3 separate regions of the Homo sapiens genome follow, and regions 2 and 3 are each linked to region 1. Evidence: chromatin contacts called from ENCODE Hi-C or POLR2A ChIA-PET data. All regions are on one chromosome and are shown on one strand. The core of a region is the stretch at or near the end of the contact, and the rest is flanking DNA. Distances in the headings are between cores, read along the strand shown.

Region 1 (3,850 bases), core at 384-2,883:
ACAAAAAGTGCCGAATAAACAACTGGTAGATGAATAATGAGAATTGATTGCTTCTTCTTTAGCATTCAAATCTTTTTTTTTAAAATTTTTTTTGAGACGGAGTCTCGCTCTGTCGTCCAGGATGGAGTGCAGTGGCGCGATCTCGGCTCACTGCAACCTCAGCCTCCTGGGTTCAAGCAATTCTCCTGCCTCAGCCTCTCCAGTAGCTGGGACTACAGGCATGCGTCACCACATCTGGCTAATTTTTGTATTTTTAGTAGAGATGGGGTTTCACCATGTTGTCCAGGCGAGTCTTGAACTCCTGACCTCTGGTGATCCACTTGCCTCAGTCTCCCAAAGTGATGGGATTACAGGCGTGAGTCACCGCGCCCAGCTCAAATCTTATTCTCTATTTAGCACTTATTTCTGCCTTTAATTATATATGATTTTATTATAATACGTTATCTCCTCTGACTAAACTCTGGAGAACAGAATATGAGTCTGATTCCTCTCTCAGCTTTCTCAGTACCTAATACAGAATAGAACGTCGATAATTTGGTCACGTATATAAAGGCTCAACATATTTTAAGGAGCTAAAGCTATTCTGAATACATTTCAGTAAAAATGGGTGCATTTTAAAAGCCTTAACCTGGTACTACATTAGTTGAGATTTATCCCCGAAAGATTAACTCGTTGGCACCACCTAGTAGTCACTAAATGTGGTGCACTTTTCACTTTTACGAAACTACAGAAACCGCTCTCAGACACTATATCTGGAGCGGAGGGTCCTCATTCATGCTCACCTGTCTCTTAGTACTCTGATCTCTGCACAGTGCCGACCGGTCTCAAATTGCACAAACCTCCAGTTCTTGACGTTCCGAGTGTCATAAACTTGAGGAAAATGAAATTATTCATCAGGACTACAAAAGGCTCAAAGTTCAAACCACCTCGGGGTGGAGATGCTGGAAAAAAGGAAACCATTAACAAGTAATTTTATTTGCTATATATAAACTTGCCCTAAGGCAGTCCAGATAACTTCCACTTGAGCAGCCTGAGACATCAAGGGCGGGGGCACTTTCCCCCTCGACTGCGCCTACCGCAGCCTTTCTGAGTTTCTTCCTAGCGAGGCCGAGAGGGTCTTTGAGGAAAATCCCGCATCCGGACACGCCTTGAGGGATGGCGTCAAACCCAGAGGCTTGGAAAAGGTAAGGGCGGAGAGCACGCCTCTTCCTTGAAAGTGAGGAGGGTTTGGCCCAGAACCAACAGGACTGGGTGAAGAATCAGCTCCGGCCACCGCAGCAAATCCCACCCCACGCGGGAACTTGAAGTCCGGCACGTAGGTCCCGCGGCGGCCGGGCTCCAACAGGCCCCAATTGCCACCAGAGGTAGCCGTAAACCCATGGTCCCCGAAACTCCTTCCGGGCCTACCTGACAAAAACTGGGACAACCTCCTTAGGCCCCCGGGATTCCCCCTGTGCCGCCTGACCGCCCGCCAGTCCCAGAGTTTAGGGCCAGGGGCCCCGCCTACCTGAGGGCACTGGCCTGGCGGACCGCGCCGGGGGAGCACTTCCGCTGGACGCACGCACTTCCGGCCCCCTGGAACCAATGAGAGTGCGACCGAGATGTTCCACTCGCTGGCGTCCGGGCCGCTGGTGATCTCCGGTAGCACTCGGGCCGGCGGACAGTGAGGGCGCGGTAAGCTCCCCGCAAGGAGCCCCTGAGAAACTGGTCGCTTTTTGTCCTAGATATAGGGGAGTCCAGGATGGTGTGGTGGAGTCTTTAGAGTCGAATATGACCCGAGGCAAGCTCATATTCAGGTTTGGGGCAAGGAGCTTTGATTGACCCTTAATTTTTTCAGTGGAACGGAAAACTTCGGTAAAATAGCTTCTGACCTTCGGAACAGATGGATTCACCTTGGAAAGGAAAAATCTCTTTCTAGAAGAGTCTTGAGGTCTGGCACCTTTAGGCTTAACGGGGGACGGCTGGGCGTCAGAGGAGGAAATCCTTCATTCCGAACGACTTCCCTTTCCTCCTAAATCCTTCTTTCCAAATCTGTAAAAGACTACATCTACTTTGCTGGAGGTGGTTTGACACTCATGCTCCTTGAGAAGGAGGTAATGAGCTGTAGGGCAGCTCTTAAAAAGTTACCCTTGGACGGGCGCGGTGGCTCACGCCTGTAATCCCAGCACTTTGGGAGGCCGAGGCAGGCGGATCACGAGGTCAGGAGTTCGAGACCAGCCTGGCCAACATAGTGAAACCCCGTCTCTACTAAAAATACAAAAAATTAGCTGGGCGTGGTGGTGGGCGCCTGTAATCTCAGCTACTCGGGAGGCTGAGGCAGGAGAATCGCTTGAATCCTGGAGGCGGAGGTTACAGTGAGCCGAGATCGCGCCATTGCACTCCAGCCGGGGCGACAGTTCGAGACTCCATCTCAAAAATAAAAATAAAAAAAAGTTACCCTTGGCTGTCGCGGTGTGACACCTGTAAACCCAGCACTTTGAGAGCCCGCGGTGGGAGGATCATTTGAGCCCAGGCTGGGCAACATAGCAAGACCCTCATAACAAAAAATTAAAAATAAAATTACCCAGAAACTGGTTGGAACTATTTAATGATGTTCTTAGTCCATCTTCCTGAAGTAGTCCACAGAACAACATCAGTGTTCATGGTAGAATTGTTTCATCAGGGCAGTTTTTTTTTAAGTAACAATGTCTTGTTAAAAAACAAGAGCTGTGTTGCCCAGGCTGGAGTGCAGTGGTGTGATCATAGCTCACTGCAGCCTTGAACTCCTGGGCTCAAGCGATCCTCTGGCCTTGGCCCCTCAAAGTGTTGTGGTGATTGGCACAAGCCACCGACAGGCCTGGAGTCTGAAGTTAGTTATATTTCAGCTACCCAGGATAAACTTCTAACTATGATTACCACAGAACTCTACCAAAACTAATTGTTTCACTTAGTTCTGTCTGATTATGGAATCTCTTTATTACCATCAGTTGTTTTTCAGAGTTACAATTTGAATATGAAACCATTTTTCTAGCCCACCTTAGAGAAGACTGTTGACACACTAGTTGAAATGGTTGCAATAGCCTCTACCTTGCAAGACACTTCAGATTCAAAGAATTTCCTTTGCAAAAGTCGGCCGGGTGCAGTGGCTCATGCCTGTAATCCCAGCACTTTGGGAGGCCAAGGCGGGCAGATCACTTAAGGTCAGGAATTCAAAACCAGCCCGGCCAACATGGTGAAACCCCATCTCTACTAAAAATACAAAAATTAACCAGGCGTGGTGGTCCATGCCTGTAATCTTAGCTACTCAGGAGGCTGAGGCATGAGAATCGCTTGAACTCAGGAGGTGAATGCTGCAGTGAGCCAAGATCACGACGCTGCACTGCAGCCTGGGTGACAGAGCAACTCCGTCTTAAAAAAACAAAACAAAACAAAACAAAAGAAGAAAAAAATAAAAGTACCTATTAATGCAATTATCTTTCAATTTTGATTCATAAATATGTGTGGAAGTGTCAATGTTTTGGGTAAAATGGAATTCACAGTGACAGAGTCAGTGCCATACAAAACAAAACTGGAAAATATACTTTAAAAAAATTATTTGAGCTGGGTGTAGTGGCTCACACCTGTAATCCCAGGACTTTGGGAAGCCGAGGTGGGCGGATCACGAGGTCAGGAGTTTGAGACCAGCCTGGCCCCTATGGTGAAACCCTGTCTCTACTAAAAATACAAAAAATTAGCTGTGCATGGTGGCGTATGCCTGTAGTTCCAGCTACTCGGGAGGCTGAGGCAGGAGAATTGCTTGAACCCGGCAGGCGGAGGTTGCAGTGAGCCGAGATCGTGCTCTTCAGCCTGGGCTACAGGGTGAGACTCGGTC
Region 2 (3,307 bases), core at 465-2,964, 570 kb after region 1:
AACCTCACCTCTCCAGCTCTCTGTTGTCTGAAAAATGGCAGTTAATAGAATTTGTTAATAAACAGAAGAAATAACGAGAAATAGTGGCACATCATTTGACAGTAAGGTGGTTTATAATTTCTGTTTATCAAATGATTCTCATTATTATTATTTCTATTGGATTTTTGAAGAATTCAGCCTGGTCCCCAGAGCCCCATTTGTAAGGCATTTTATTTCTTTATAATATCTAGAAATAACTTCAGTTCCAGTGAAATCCAGATCTGTGGTCCCATCCCACTCCCCAGCCCTGGTTCTCTCCCCTTCCTCTCTGCTTGTCTTCTGTGACCTCAGCGGGCTCCATCAGGTGGGGGTATCCCCTACTGACCAGACTGGCAGAGCTAATGCCGGCTGGAGGAACGCTGCCGTGTTTGTTTTTGCAGTTCCTGGATTTGGTTTAATGTACAATTGATTTTTTAAATGTATTTAATCATTTTTTTCTTACCTCTTAAGGATTAACCTGCACAAACCTCATTTTATCCTAAGTGTGGCTTTGGGAGGAAGGGAGGAGAAAATTGAGTTTCTCCAGCTTATTTTATTCTTTTACGCTTTATTTTCCAAATGGCTTTTCCTGCCGAAGCAGCTTTGTATAATACAATGTATTTTCGTGGCCATTACTTACTCATTACTAACTGGTCTCTCCTGCTTCCCTTTGTCTGTGAACTAAATACAGGGGGCCTCAAGATAATTGGTAGCTCCATCACTGACCCACCAATTATAGATCAGCAGGGAAGGCAGCCCAGGGATGGTTTGTGGTTGGCACAGGCTGCCCACCTAGAAATGTGAGTTATTCTCTACCTGCCACCAAGTTGGGCTTGACTAGATCGATCCTTTCCTAATTTTGGACTTTGGCATCTCTAATTGCATCACACGGCTCCCTGGTTTACAGGTTTCAGCCTCATTTCATCCCTACACGTGCTGCTGGTGTCTTTCTTAGTTCATGCCTCCTTGGCATGTCTACAAAGTATTAATTTGCAGAGGTTTTGTTTGTATTTTCCTTTGAGGTTCCCTGGTGCCTAGAATGGTTAGATGGCAGGCTGCAGATAAATAATTCTGTTGAAACAGCAGGTTTCTGTGCATTTTTGTCTGGTGTGTCCAAGTAAAGGCAAGTCTTTGTGGGCACCATATTAAGCCCCCTTTTTGAGCATTTATCTGATTTGTGTTCCAGCTTATCTACTTTGCTCTGGCATGGAGAAGGAAAAGTCCCATTTCCTGCTAGGCTGCCAGGCACTTATGTAAGACTTTTAGGTGCCAAAGTAGGAAAGGAGTCCCTGTGTTGTATGGCCGTATATATTTTGCATGTGTGTTTCCTGGCTGTTTGGCACCTAGGCACTTTGCTAAGCCCTGTATGGGTTGGGCATATACCGTATTGCTCAGCTCCTGGCAGAAAATAGGCACTCATACATATTTGTGGAATGAGTGAGTGTGTGTGCTCACTTATGTGCGATGGAGATGATGAGCCAAGGAGTTGGATTGCACAGTTGCTGCCTGGCGTCCTGCTAGGAACTTAGGGTGCAACATTCCCACTGGGCCACACATATGCCGATGTTCAGTGGATGACTGCTACGCAAGCAACATAAAGAGGCCATTTTATGAAAGGGAACATCAGAGGAAACATTATAACTGAGACCTTTATAGCCTTTCCATTATTATGGTTTAAATCTTGACAGTCTTTATTTGCAATGACACTGGGACCAGTAAAGACAATGCTCACTCCCACCTCCTCGTTCTCCACATCCTGTTCCGTAGCTGTGGTGCACCGATAGGCATCGTTAAATGTGCAGGCAGCAGAGCTGCTGGTTTGTCTAGAAACAGCCCCTTTTGACTCAGAAGTTGGAACCCAGATGACTCACCATTCTATTTGTTTTATTGCAACTGTCATTTCATAAAATGCCCTGACAGCTTTAAACTGTAAATGCCAAAGTGAGGTTTTTGTCTTTTTTATTTTGTTATCTCCTGTTTTTTCTAATCTTTTATATTTCTATTTTCTCCTTTCTTTTCAGACTTATTTTCTCTTTCATTACTGTCTCTTTCTCTGTCCCTCCCTTCCTTCCTGCCTCCCCCCTTTGATGACTCTAATGGCATGAGTAGTTGAAGTGGTTTTTGCTAACATCATGGTGCGTTCTTTCCAGCTTTAATGCTATCTGATTGAGCGTGTCTCCCCTCAGATTTTTGTGTAGGGTTTAGAAATGGAAATGACCATGCACATCAGAGTTTAAATTTTCCTAGGAAAGTCTGCCATGAACTGTAGGACCTATAACTTCTAGAGATGGAGGGACCCCTGACATCTGTGGACTATGGACTCCTGACTTCTGTGGACTCTAGAATTTATGACTTCTGTGGATTGTGGGGCCTCTGACTTCCATAGACCGTGGGACTGTGACTTCTGTGGACCCAGGGACCTCTGAATTCCATGGACTGTGAGACCTCTGACTTCTGTGGCCTGTGAGATCTCTGACCTCTGTGGCCCGTGGGACCTCTGACTTCTGTGGTCTCTGGGACCTGTGACCTCTTTGACTTCCAAGTCTTCTGTGGACTGCAGGACCTCATCAACACGTGTATTGCCAGAAGAGAGGCTTGATTGTGTTAACCTGTTTCTCTCCAGAGGTGTCACATACTAGAATTTCTGCTCAGTCTTATGGCTTAGGTGGGGTGTTGAGTCTAAATATATATATTTTTTGAGACGGAGTCTTGCTCTGTCACCCAGGCTGGAGTGCAGTGGCATAATCTTGGCTCACTGCACGCTCCGCCTCCCGGGTTTACGCCATTCTCCTGCCTCAGCTTCCCGAATAACTGGGACTACAGGCGCCTGCCCCCACGCTCGGCTAATTTTGGTATTTTTAGTAGAGACAGGGTTTCACCATGTTAGCCAGGATGGTCTCGACCTCCTGACCTCGTGATCTGCCCTCCTCGGCCTCCCAAAGTGCTGAGATTACAGACGTGAGCCACCGTGCCTGGCCCAAGTCTAAATTTTTAAGGACTAGAGCTCTCAGACCAGGACTTTCTGGATCTTTTTTTCTGATACCCAACACTGTGGCACTTGACTAAGTCACCTGATTGATGACATGAGCATTGCTGGGTGTTGAAACACCTGGCCAGGGAAACAGAGACTTCTGTGGATTCATCCAAAGGATGGCAGACAGATTGTGGAATTTTAATGAAGGTGGGGTGGATCCCTGATGTTCGCCTGCTTTGAAGCATAGCAGAATCCCAGCATTAACTTCAGGGGTGTTGGTTGGAAACCTGCACTGGCGTCGGTGGTTATATTCCA
Region 3 (3,820 bases), core at 1,133-3,632, 780 kb before region 1:
TCTCCCACCTCAGCCTCCTGAGTAGCTGGGACCACAGGTGCATGCCACCACACCTGGCTAGTTTTTTTGTTTTGGTTTGGTTTGGTTTGTTTGTAGAGATACCCCACATCTGCCTGTTTGCCCAGGCTGGTCTCGAACTCCTGGGCTCAAGGGATCCTCCTGCTTCAGCCTCCCAAAGTGTTAGGATTATGGGCGTGATCCACTGCACCTAGCCTTAAAAAATGTTTACTGTTCTGATTAAGTCATTTTAAGTAAGGTTTTCTCTTACTTGCAGCTGAAGGAATCCTAACTGGTATATTCCATAGTCTAAGCAACTGTGTCATCATCAATTACCTTGGAATTTTTTTTGTAAAAAAGCAAATCACTTAACAAACAGCATCTCTGTCACAAAGGGTTCGGTAACAGCAAAAACTGCTCCCCTGTCCTGTCCCTGCAAAGAATGCCATGCAACGGGGGTTTCAGACAAGCATTGTATCTGCTCTTACCCCTCCCCTTCCCAGTAAAATGTTTGGGTGATGTTCCATGGCAGGGAAACAGATAGAAGAAGGCACAGCCTGGTTCAAGGAAGAGGGCAAATGCGTTTTCAACGATGCCAAACTGGGCAAAACTAGTCCTAGTTTCAGGTGGGGTGTCCTGGGCTTGTTCTTCACTGAAACAGACCTGGGCTCCTTTTCTTCCTGTCCTCAGGCCAGAAATCCCCCATCAATTTGTCTAAGGGAACCATCACTGGCCAAGATACAGAGGGGGCAAGAACACAGGAGACCGAGTCTTCTTACCAGGAGAGGTGATTTCAAAACTCCAAACAATCTCCAAGTAAAATCCAGCCCCAGTAAGGGCCTGTAGCATAAATTTGAATTTTGGAGGGAGTCCAGCCCTCCACGTGTTTCTCTGATAGGAACTGGGAGAGCTTCCCCCATACAGCCAAGTCCTGTCGCGGAGCAGTCCCCCGACCACCCTGTCTCTGCCCCAACCCCTCCTTATGGAGGCAAACAGGCCACCAAACTACAGCCTCCCACGGTGTTCCATCAGCAGTCACAGGAAAACCCTCATGGCTTCTGGGCTTTGCCTCCCCAATATGCCACCCAGCACCCAGGCTCCATAAGAAATCTGCTTTCAGAATCAAAGACCTGAAAATTAGAAATGCTTTTCTAATGCCGAGGCCAAATTTCCTCCACACAAAACACCACAAATCCCTCTCCAAACAATTCGCGATTGCCCCCCAATCTCAATGGCCTTTTTCTCGGGTTGTAAATGTTCCCTAAAGTTGTCAGTGAATTAAACCAGAAAAAAAAAGAAAGAAAGAAAAAAAAAAAAGAAAGAAAAGGGTGGGTTACCTGCTCTGTGGGCCAAAGAAGGACCTTGGATTGATCGGATGTCAGCTCTGGTCCTGCAGCTTCCCCAGCCTGGCTCCACCTGTCTGACCTGTTGGGCTCGCTGCCGCCTCTGGGCCTGGCACAGCCGCAGGGAGCGGGGCTCGCTGCCAGCACCCAGGCCCCTCCATAGGTGTGCATTCACCTGCCAAGAGGTGCAGGCGCACAAGTGCCCTCCCCTCTCTGCTCCCACCATGTGACCTGCCCCCCAGCCGGACAGGCACTGGAGCATCTCCCTCGGTGTCACTGGAATTTCAAACCTGAAGCTGGCAGAGAGAAAGAAGAAAGGGAAGAAGAAGAGGGGAGGGGGACAGAGGAAAAATCCTGGCCCCCACAACTAACCAACAGTCCTTCCGTGATGTCGTGGAGGTCAGGCCAGGTGGGGCCAGCAGCCCCGTCACGGTGATCGTCAGGGTCAAATTCCAGGGCTGCTCTTTCCCCCTGGGTGGCTATTTTGGGAAAGCAGCTTTTCTCCAGCAGTGGACAGACTAGCTACTATGGACGCTGGAATCCAGAAGACTCAGAGCTCTGCCAGGGCCCAGCACAGGTAAAGGCACGGAGGACAGCCCTGGGAGCAAAGAGACAGTTTGCCCTCAGGTGCCCCTGAACTCCGCTCTGAGCACACACAATCCCACGGGTCCCTCCTGTCCCTACCCTTCAATAAGGATCACCCAGCACTTGGGGTCCTATCTGGCTTGGAAGAGGACGTGGGGCTTGAGGTATTACCCAAGGTGTTGAGGGGGTACAGCTGGAGGGGCAGGTGGCATCAGGTCTAGCGGCAAGGCCACTATTTTCCTGCCCTCCAGGACTGAGAGCCCTTAGCAGCCAGATTTGGCTTCTCTTCCCTTTCACTCCCTGGCCCCTGATGCCCGTCAAGCTCAAGTCGATACTGAACAACTGAGTACACAGCACAGCCTGGGTGTGAGGTCAGACTCTGTGCCTGGGATTGGGGCGGGTCAGGCATCTGACTCTGAGTTTCAACCACTGCTCAAGTTCAATCATGTGCTTCTAAGCTGCCAATCAAGCCAAACCTCTGGGAGTCACTGAAGAATAGAAACCGCAAGGCCAAGAGGAGGGTTGTGGTGCCCTGTGGTCTTGATAACTTGGGTTTTGAATGCAGGGTGGATGTTAAGATATAAAGCCCTTCCTAGGAAACCAGAAGACATCCTCCTAAGGAGGCAACAAAGCAGGGCAAGGCCCAGGAGAGGACCTGTGATGGAATTCAGACAGAGCCCAACCTCCCAGGGTACAGCCTTGTTCACGGGGCGCGGGAGGAGAAGGCTAACTGCTGCTGAGTGTGGCCAGGCAGGTCTTCAGCTACTGACATCAGGGCTGTGTCCACCCCTCAGAGCAGCACTGAGCTTGAAAGTGAAGCCCTGGCCGAGCGCGGTCGCTCACGCCTGTAATCCCAGCACTTTGGGAGGCCGAGGAGGGCAGATCACCTGAGGTGAGGAGTTCAAGACTGGCCTGACCAACATGGAGAAACCCCGTCTCTACTTAAAAAAAAAAAAAAAAAAAAAAACAAAAAAGTGAGGCTCTCTCTCAAAGCCAGCCCTTGCTCTGCTGCCCCAAGAGGGTCCTGCAAACACACGGGCCTTGTCCAAGGGGCCTGATGTGCAGGAGAGGGGCAGGGCCCAGGGCAGTGACCCCGAAGGGCTCCATCCTCGGACCTGACTCCTCCTTGCTCATAAACAACCAGGCCTTTGCCTTCCTCCCACACCAGTCCCCGGGTCAAAGGCCTTAAGAAAATCCCCGGTGCACTAGCCAACTCAGACCGCCCTGGCCCTTAGATCATCCGCTAGTCACTGGGCTGAGACCCAAAGGAGAGGGAAATATTTGGCGATTTCAGGGAACTGAACAGCAAAGGTGTTCACAATCAGACCACCAGCAGGAGTGCGGCACGCCCCTTAAACACTCTAAGGAAGTATTTACCAAGGCTGCTAAAAAAGAAGTTGAGGATTTCTGCCTCTGATTTAGTAGAAAATAATCTTTGAAATTTACATACAAAGTCCCATGATAAGTCATTTGGGATCCCCCAGAGGAGGAAGGCTGCTTGCGGTTAGACTGGGTGAGTCAACGAAACAAACAAATGGGCCCGATGAGGTCAGCTTTTTGGAAAAGGAACAAAGAAAACTGCACCCAAATGAGAGGCAGCTTACAATGGTGAAGCAGTGGTCACAGAAAATCCATTTCCAAAGCCTCTAATCCAGCAGTTTGGGGGATGATTTTGTCACCCAGGGGACATTTGGCAATATCTAAAGACATTTTTGGGGCCGGGTGTGGTGGCTCATGCCTGTAATCCCAGCACTTTGGGAGGCCGAGGCGGGCAGATCACTTGAGGTCAGGAGTTCGAGACCAGCCTGGCCAACATGACAAGACCCTATCTCCACTAAAAATGCAAAACTTAACTGGGCATGGTGGCACACACCTGTAATCCCAACTACTTGGGA

What was found. Hi-C counts contacts between places; a loop is a spot of excess contacts on that map. ChIA-PET counts read pairs that join two places held with the same protein, here RNA polymerase II (POLR2A). Pooled maps may share reads with other maps.
Region 2: a loop to region 1 is called in a pooled map, with 2.9 times the contacts of the local background. The contact joins the enhancer-like site here to the promoter of NMNAT1 in region 1. A Hi-C loop is called at or near these places in 1 of 50 pooled maps. POLR2A ChIA-PET finds 5 or more read pairs at or near these places in 4 of 52 experiments (A673, B cell, CD8-positive, alpha-beta T cell and 1 more).
Region 3: a pooled map shows a loop between it and region 1 (3-fold over the local background). The contact joins the enhancer-like site here to the promoter of NMNAT1 in region 1. A Hi-C loop is called at or near these places in 1 of 50 pooled maps. POLR2A ChIA-PET finds 5 or more read pairs at or near these places in 2 of 52 experiments (GM12878 and HepG2).

What each region holds. Positions count from the first base shown.
Region 1 is chr1:9,941,842-9,945,691 of GRCh38, forward strand. NMNAT1 (nicotinamide nucleotide adenylyltransferase 1) reads left to right here and starts at 1,634. Exons shown (of 5, transcript NM_022787.4): 1 at 1,634-1,674. LZIC (leucine zipper and CTNNBIP1 domain containing) reads right to left here and starts at 1,550. Exons shown (of 8, transcript NM_032368.5): 1 at 1,408-1,550; 2 at 783-941. RefSeq lists enhancers at 579-1,149, 683-1,882, 1,150-1,719.
Region 2 is chr1:10,509,262-10,512,568 of GRCh38, forward strand. The region is part of intron 2 of PEX14 (peroxisomal biogenesis factor 14); the gene reads left to right. Among named protein-coding and RNA genes, the nearest start is that of PEX14, 36 kb to the left of the region's middle. RefSeq lists an enhancer at 1-95. Within about 2 kb of position 1,715, at least 19 of the 41 ENCODE cell types and tissues checked have a DNase peak (open chromatin) inside an H3K27ac peak, as active enhancers do; they include A673, B cell and CD8-positive, alpha-beta T cell, where a contact is called at or near this core.
Region 3 is chr1:9,160,673-9,164,492 of GRCh38, forward strand. All of the region lies in intron 1 of MIR34AHG (MIR34A host gene), which reads right to left. Among named protein-coding and RNA genes, the nearest start is that of MIR34A, 11 kb to the left of the region's middle. RefSeq lists silencers at 2,033-2,102, 2,253-2,322 and an enhancer at 3,253-3,582. Within about 2 kb of position 2,383, at least 31 of the 41 ENCODE cell types and tissues checked have a DNase peak (open chromatin) inside an H3K27ac peak, as active enhancers do; they include GM12878, where a contact is called at or near this core.